Regions from separate parts of the Homo sapiens genome. Here region 2 is linked to region 1. The links are chromatin contacts, found by Hi-C or POLR2A ChIA-PET in ENCODE. All regions are on one chromosome and are shown on one strand. The core of a region is the stretch at or near the end of the contact, and the rest is flanking DNA. Distances in the headings are between cores, read along the strand shown. Region 1 holds the start of GPATCH8 (G-patch domain containing 8). Region 2 holds the start of SLC25A39 (solute carrier family 25 member 39).

Region 1 (3,595 bases), core at 1,062-3,561:
CCCAAAATGCTAGGACATCTGAATTTTAAAAACCAACATTTTCGGCCAGGCGCGATGGCTCACACCTGTAATCCTAGCACTTTGGGAGGCCGAGGCAGGCGGATCACGAGTCAGGAGTTCGAGACCAGCCTGGCCAATACGGTGAAACCCCATCTCTACTAAAAATACAAAAATTAGCCGGGTATGGTGGCGGGTGCCTGTAATCCCAGCTGCTTGGGAGGCTGAGGCAGAAGAATTGCTTGAACCCGGGAGGCAGAGGTTGCAGTGAGCCGAGATCGTGCCACTGCACTCCAGCCTGGGCGACACAGCGAGACTCCATTTCAAAAAAAAAAAAAATTTTTCCTGGCTGACCCAATTTAACAGGGGTTGGTTCTTTCAACATATAAGCAGAAAATGAAGTATACGTATCATCTTCAAAGGACTACCATGAAACCAAAATCGGGTTTTGCAATACCCAACTAAAGCATCAGAAGACAGGGTCATCTTACTTGGAAACTGAGTATTGAAAAAGTACAGGCTAACCCCCTGAATGTTTTTCAGGAAACAGCATTCACACTCTGCTATCCACAATTTTCAAAATCTTCATTAAAGGCCCTGAAAATCCTGTTTGCTAAGCCTGCTGGAATTCTGTGGTTGACAGTCATCTTCCCTCAAAACTTAACTGTCCATATTATCTATTTTCGATTTTATTAGGTCACCTTGAGATTATTCTCTCCTCTGAAAAGCATTTGCGGGCTTTAGTTATCAGTATGTCTCTACCGGTAATTTAAAAATCAATAAAGCTCATACACCTTGCAGCCAACTCATATTTTATAGTGCTTGCTAATATATATATATGTGTGTATATATATATATTTCTCAGGGATCAAAAGGCTAACATGAACTGCTTCAAACTTTGGTGAATCTGCATTATATCCTTAGAACATCCTGAGACTCTCCTGTATTGTGCTGCAGCTATACAGCAGGCGCATGATCACAAGGCTTTTTAACAGCCCCCAGATCCCTTACTGCTGCAAAACTTCTCATAAGCGTTCTATGTACTAGACTGTTAACAGTGCTGAGTTAAAATTGTTAAACTGCTTTACCTATTTATTTACCAATCCTATCATCTCAGGGAATTCAAACTCTTTAAACTGCCTTCTGAAACACATCTAGAGTGCTTTCGTACTGCTTTGAGTAGGATCTGCAGCGGGATAAAAACTTGAGTTCTGAGATTCATCCCGACCCAAATTGCAGTTGCCAGGATATGCGGTAGTAATGCAGTGTTTTTTTTTTTTTTTTGAGACTCTACGGATGTATTTTACCTAGAAATAGCCAATCTCTACTAAATCCCTTTTAGTCTTCGAGATTTCCGCGGTAACAATTTCAACAGAAAGGTATTTTCAACAGCGAAAAAACAAGTTATTCTAATTTGGCCTTTATTTTTTACTCAATAGAGCTTGCCATCGTAAGGGCATTTTTCCATACTAACATTTGCAATTGAAGAAAGAAAAATCAAGCTTTTGGCACTAGTGACCCCATGCGTGGACGGCCTATTATCATCACGCTTCTCACAAATCTTTCGAGATAGGATTTGAGGTTAGGCTCACATCGGATCATAGTCCAGTAACTTACTGCTTTCCAAGCCCAATTAACAGCCTAATAACAGCAACACTTATGCCCCGCGAAATCTCAATGTATGACTAACCAATAAGGCGTCTGATAGCGAAGGCAACCTTTTCCCAGGTAAGGAAGAGGAAAAGCAGACAATGAAAGGAATTGATTTATCACAGTGAAGAAAGAAAAGAGAAGGACCCCAAAAGGATCCGTGAGAGCAAAATCCCGGGGTTCGGAAGCCTTGGCCTCAGCAATACTCTCCCCCAAGCCCTCTCAGCCCAACCCAACCACCCCTCTTGTCCCCTGGGAGCCAGCCCTTCGCCGGCACAGATCGGGCAGACCTGGAGGGCACAGCCCCTCACACGGCGCTCAGGCCCGGTTCCGAAATCCGATGCCAAACAGGCGGAAGCCGCAAGCCCCGCGGCCTGAGTTTCAGGGGTAAGAGAATGCGGGTGCGAGGAGATGCGGCCTCCCTCAAGCCGGGAGGCCTCTTGAGAAAGCAGAGACGGGAGAAGAGCGAGCTGGTTCGCAAGTCGGAGCAAAACTGGAAGGAAAGAGGGCTGGGAGCCGGAGATGAAGGAGGTTCTGGGCTAGACCAGCGCCTTCCCCGCATCCTCGGCGACGCCCGTGTTTACCTGAAAGTCTCGGTCTTCGTTGAAGCGGGAGAAGCGGTCCGCCATTTTGCCGCCTTCACTCCTCTCAGGACGACGCTCTCCGGTTCGCTCCTTCCCTCCTGCGACACCCACCCCTCCCCGGTTCCCCGCCTCCTCCCACGCCCACCGGGCGCGCGCAGCCGAGGGAGGGAGCGAGAATGCGCGTCCTGACGGGAGCCCCGCGGCGCAGGCGCCTGCCAGCCCTGGAGGCTGACCCTTCCCTCTAGCCCCTGCTCCGCGCGCGACCCGGAGCGACCCCGGTGGCCGCGCGTGCGCACTCCCGCCCGAGAGCCGCGAGAGCTTCCGGAGGGAAAGGTCAGAGGGGGCACCGTGCGGACAAATCTGGATGTTTTGCTGTTGCTCACTTCCGGGTGTCTTTTCTCACTGTTGCTTCCCCGTGTGCGCAGAAGTCCATCGTCTTCACTAAATAGCAGCATAATGTTGGGCCGAAAGCGCGACCTTAGAGCCAGACTGCTTAGCTTCGAATCTCAGCTCACCCTGAGGATTCAACGGTGAACGAGACAGGAATGATCTCCTCTTATGGGGATTTCATTCCAGTGGAAGAACTCACATAACTCGTAAAATAAATATTTTTAAATATCAACAAGTGCCACAAAAAAGTAAAACTGGCCACAGTGCTGAGAGGGACAGTCTCTGAAAGGACCTTTGACCGAGGCACAGCGAGGAGCCTACAGCATTGGGGCATAGGGAACGTTAGACCCAAAGGCCCAAAGACTGCAAGGAGCTTGACTTCGAGCCATCCTTTGAGAGAAGTATTTCACAAGGGACCGAAGTTGATCCAGATCGACTAAAGCTCTCTGGGCTTCAGTTTCCTTTTTATACAATAGGGAAATTGGATTCAGTAATCTCTGATGCTCCTGCCTAGCGCTGACTATGAGAGTCAAGAATCGGATTTTTCCATCCCTTCTGAGGACCTCACCCAGTGCTCCAGGACTCTTAGCCAAAATACATAAAACACATAGAAGGGTGGCAGGACTTCTCTCCTTTTGAAAAGAGTAGTTGACAGAAATCACACAATGGAAAAATGGGTCTTACCCTGCCCTGAAAGAGTCAAATGGAATGTAATTTTTTGAGGAAGGGTGTGTATTTTCTAGCTGTTACCCTTTGCCCCACCCATGCTTCAGCCTACGCTTCCATCTAAGGGGAGGCAGGGCACACAGAATTCAAACATTGTATTCTTTTTTTTTTTTTTTTTTTGAGACGGAGTCTCGCACTGTCGCCGGAGTACAGTGGCGCAATCTCGGCTCACTGCAACCTCCGCCTCCCAGGTTCAAGAGATTCTCCTGCCTCAGCCACCCTAGTAGCTGGGATTACAGGCGCCCACC
Region 2 (3,267 bases), core at 162-2,661, 180 kb before region 1:
CACAGCCTCCAATCTCCGGTCTGCCCCATCCCCACCCGCCCCCACCCCACCTCCCCTAGGTCTTACTGAAGAGAGAGGTAACCACAGCCCCGGTGCCTGAGGCCACCATTTGCTGGAGGGGGCTGATGCCCGCAGGGTCCTGGTCAGCCATCTTGAAGCTTCAGTCCTGAAAACCAAACCTCAAACAGACCACAACTCCAGGGATGGCAGGAAAGGAGGCTGGGCCACTGTGAGACTTTTGTTTTGAGACGGCGTCTCGCTCTGCGCACTGTTGCCAGGCTGGAGTGCAGTGGCACCATCTTGGCTCACTGCAACATCCACCCCCGTTCAAGCGGTTCTCTTGCTTCAGCCTCCCAAGTAGCTGGGACTACAGGCGCGCACCACCACGCCTAGTTAATTTTTGCATTTTTAGTAGAGACAGGGTTTCACCATGTTGGCCAAGATGATCTCGATCTCCTGACCTCGTGATCCGCCCGCCTCAGCCTCCCAAAGCACTGGGATTACAGGCGTGAGCCACCGCACCCGGCCCACTGTGAGACTTTAACCCAACCCTCATCCACCGCCCTCGAAACATCTGTTGCCTCAACAACCCTGGCAATGACCTCTAAAGCAGGGACTGTCCGCCCCCCTCCGCCGGGGAAAACTAAGGCTCGGGGAGACGAGGTGGCCTGCCCAAGGTCACTCAGGAGTGGTTCCGAAGGAAGCTAGGGTGCCAGACCTATCGCTCGAATGCAGTAGGAGCCAGGGTCCTTCCCTCGTCCACCTCGCACGTGTCCACTGCGCACCTCCTACGTGCAGGCGCGGATTTGGCCCTCGTGGCCCCAAAATCAGAGTACCTGTGCTGCCCCCACAGCCCCCACTCCAGCACCAAGGCCCCGGGCAGGCACCTGAGAGCCCAAGTTACTGGGCGTGGAGGGACGGCCGGGCATCGAGGGTGACGTGTAAACAGATCCGGTGACCAAGAAGGGCCCGTCGCCTCCTCAGGACTGCGGGCTGGGATGCCCGGCCCTCCCCGCCCGGCCGGACGGGCCAGACCCGGGGCCCGGAGAGAAAGAGCAGTCTCTGGGTTCCCGCCCCAAAATGCAGGCCCGGGGCGCAGCCGGGAGAGCGGGAAGTAGGAACGTAGGACCAGGACGTCTCCCCGACCCTCGGCGACACTCCCGGCCCCGAACGGCGGAGAGCCGCCAGGTGAGGGGGACCACGCCAGCTCGACGGCCCCAGCACCTGCCCTGGCTCGCACGGCCGCCCGGAGACCCCCGCTTCCGTCTCCGCCCCCAGCCCCGGCCCAGTGCCGCCTACCTGGCTCTAGGCTGGTGCTCGTGCGGCGCGGCGCCCAGGGTCAGGCGGGCCCATACCGGCTCCGCCGCCTGTGCGCGGTCCGCGCGCGCTCGCAGCGCACCTAGGCCGACGCCGAAAGCAGCCAAGGGGGCCCCGCCCCTACACCGCGCCACGAGGCCCCGCCCGCCGCGGGCCGACCAGCCGCAAGCCCGGAGTGTCCCCGGCTCCGCCCACTCGCGTCTCCGCCCGGACCTGCGACGGTCCCGCCCCCTTGACGGGGCCGCGCGGGCGAGTTCCATGCCTGTCCAGCGCTGAGAGCTGCCGGCCAACTTCGCGGTCTCCACGTCGCGCTTAACGTGGCAGCAGCACGCACTTCCAGCATCTTTTTTTAGACAGCATCTTTTTCAGCCTCGCTCTGTCGCCGAGGCTGGAGGGCAGTGGCGCGATCTAGGCTCACTGCAGCCTTGACCTCCCGGGTTCAAGCGATCCTCCTGCCTCAGCCTCCGGAGTAGCTGGGACCACAGGCGCGCGCCGCCACGCCCGGCTGGTTTGTTACTTTTATTTTTGTCTCCCTATTTTGCCCAGGCTAGTCTGGAACTCCTGGGCTCAAGCGATCCGCCCACCTCGGTCTTCGAAAGTGCTGGGATTCCAGGCGTGAGCCGCCGCGCCGGCCTTAACAGCGCATTTTCACCAGCCCCGCCCCGGCCGCGCGCGGCACTGGAAACCCCAGCGCCTTCTGGACGGCGAGGGTGACGCACTGGCCCTCTTCCTCGGTGTCCTCAGGTGCGTGGCGGCGGCAGTGAGAATGAGTTCTTCGAGATCGCCGGGAGACCACACAATAACGACGAAGTTACTTGCCGGGCTACCCGCCGAGACTTGAAAACTTCGCGGCGACTTCTCTCGCCGGCCTTAGCATCGCCCCCATTTTTCAGGTTACAGGACAGGCCTGCAACTGCAAAACGCTTTGTAAACCACAGGGCCCCGCGCGGGTGTGCGCCACTGGGTTAGCTGAGCTGCAGCCCGGGCCGGGCGGGCTGGGACGTGAGCAAGCCGGGGGAGACGGGAGAGCCATGGGGAGCCAGATCCCACCTTCGCGTGACCTTGGGCAAATCACAACCTCGCCTAAGGCCCGGAATGACTCTGCGCGGAGAGGAAGAGCACTGAGTGCGGGAGGGCATCGACGTTTTGGTGTTGGTTGCTCTCGTATCGTGATTTCTTCTGAGTCTCAAAACTCTTTGCAGTAGGTTATTGTTGAAATAGATTACCACAGGCCGGGCGCGGTGGCTCACGCCTGTAATCCAGCACTTTAGGAGGCCGAGGCGGGCGGATCACTTGAAGTCAGGAGTTCGAGACCAGCCTGGCCAACATGGTGAAACCCCGTCTCTACTAAAAATACAAAAGTAGCCGGGCATGATGGCTGGCGCCTGTAATCCCAGCTACTCGGGAGGCTGAGGCAGGAGAATCGCTTGAACCCGGCCGGCGGAGGTTGCAGTGAGCCGAGATCGCACCACTGCATTCCAGCCTGGGCAACAGAGTAACACTCCGTCTCAAAAAAAAAGGCCGGGCGCAGTGGCTTACGCCTGTAATCCCAGCCTTTTTGGAGGCCGAGGCGGGCGGATCACCAGAGGTCAGGAGTTCGAGAGCAGCCTGACCAACATGGTGAAACCTCGTCTCTACTAAAAATACAAAAAATTAGCCGGGCGTGGTGGCGCATGCCAGTAATCCCAGCCACTCGAGAGGCTGAGGCAGGAGAATCGCTTAAACCCGGAAGGCGGAGGTTGCGGTGAGCCGAGACTGCGCCATTGCACTCCAGCCTGGGCAACAAGAGCGAAACTCCGTCTGAAAAAGAAATAGATTACCCCGTTTTACAGAAAGTGAAACTGAGGCTCGACGTGAAGAGCCGGAGATTCGAACCGGCCGGGTGCTTTTCCCAGGGCTCCACACTGCCTCCCCGGGAGACAGGAAGGCTTAAGTCCAGCGCTGCCCTCT

What was found. A loop is a pair of places that touch in the nucleus more often than their neighbours do. ChIA-PET counts read pairs that join two places held with the same protein, here RNA polymerase II (POLR2A). Pooled maps may share reads with other maps.
Region 2: a pooled map shows a loop between it and region 1 (11-fold over the local background). The contact joins the promoter of SLC25A39 here to the promoter of GPATCH8 in region 1. A Hi-C loop is called at or near these places in 5 of 37 single-sample maps with no recorded cell type and 14 of 50 pooled maps. POLR2A ChIA-PET finds 5 or more read pairs at or near these places in 5 of 52 experiments (BJ, CD4-positive, alpha-beta T cell, HCT116 and 2 more).

Annotation. Positions count from the first base shown.
Region 1 is chr17:44,501,095-44,504,689 of GRCh38, forward strand. It overlaps GPATCH8 (G-patch domain containing 8), which reads right to left and starts at 2,312. Exons shown (of 8, transcript NM_001002909.4): 1 at 2,232-2,312. The coding sequence starts at 2,276. RefSeq lists an enhancer at 2,046-2,145 and a silencer at 2,246-2,595.
Region 2 is chr17:44,323,412-44,326,678 of GRCh38, forward strand. SLC25A39 (solute carrier family 25 member 39) reads right to left here and starts at 1,412. Exons shown (of 12, transcript NM_001143780.3): 1 at 1,300-1,412; 2 at 67-166. The coding sequence starts at 151. It overlaps LOC124904009 (a long non-coding RNA gene), which reads left to right and starts at 2,042. Exons shown (of 2, transcript XR_007065768.1): 1 at 2,042-2,210. RefSeq lists silencers at 955-1,174, 1,195-1,624, enhancers at 1,725-1,914, 2,075-2,154, 2,205-2,264, 2,335-3,186, 2,445-2,494 and 1 more and a cis regulatory region at 3,159-3,267.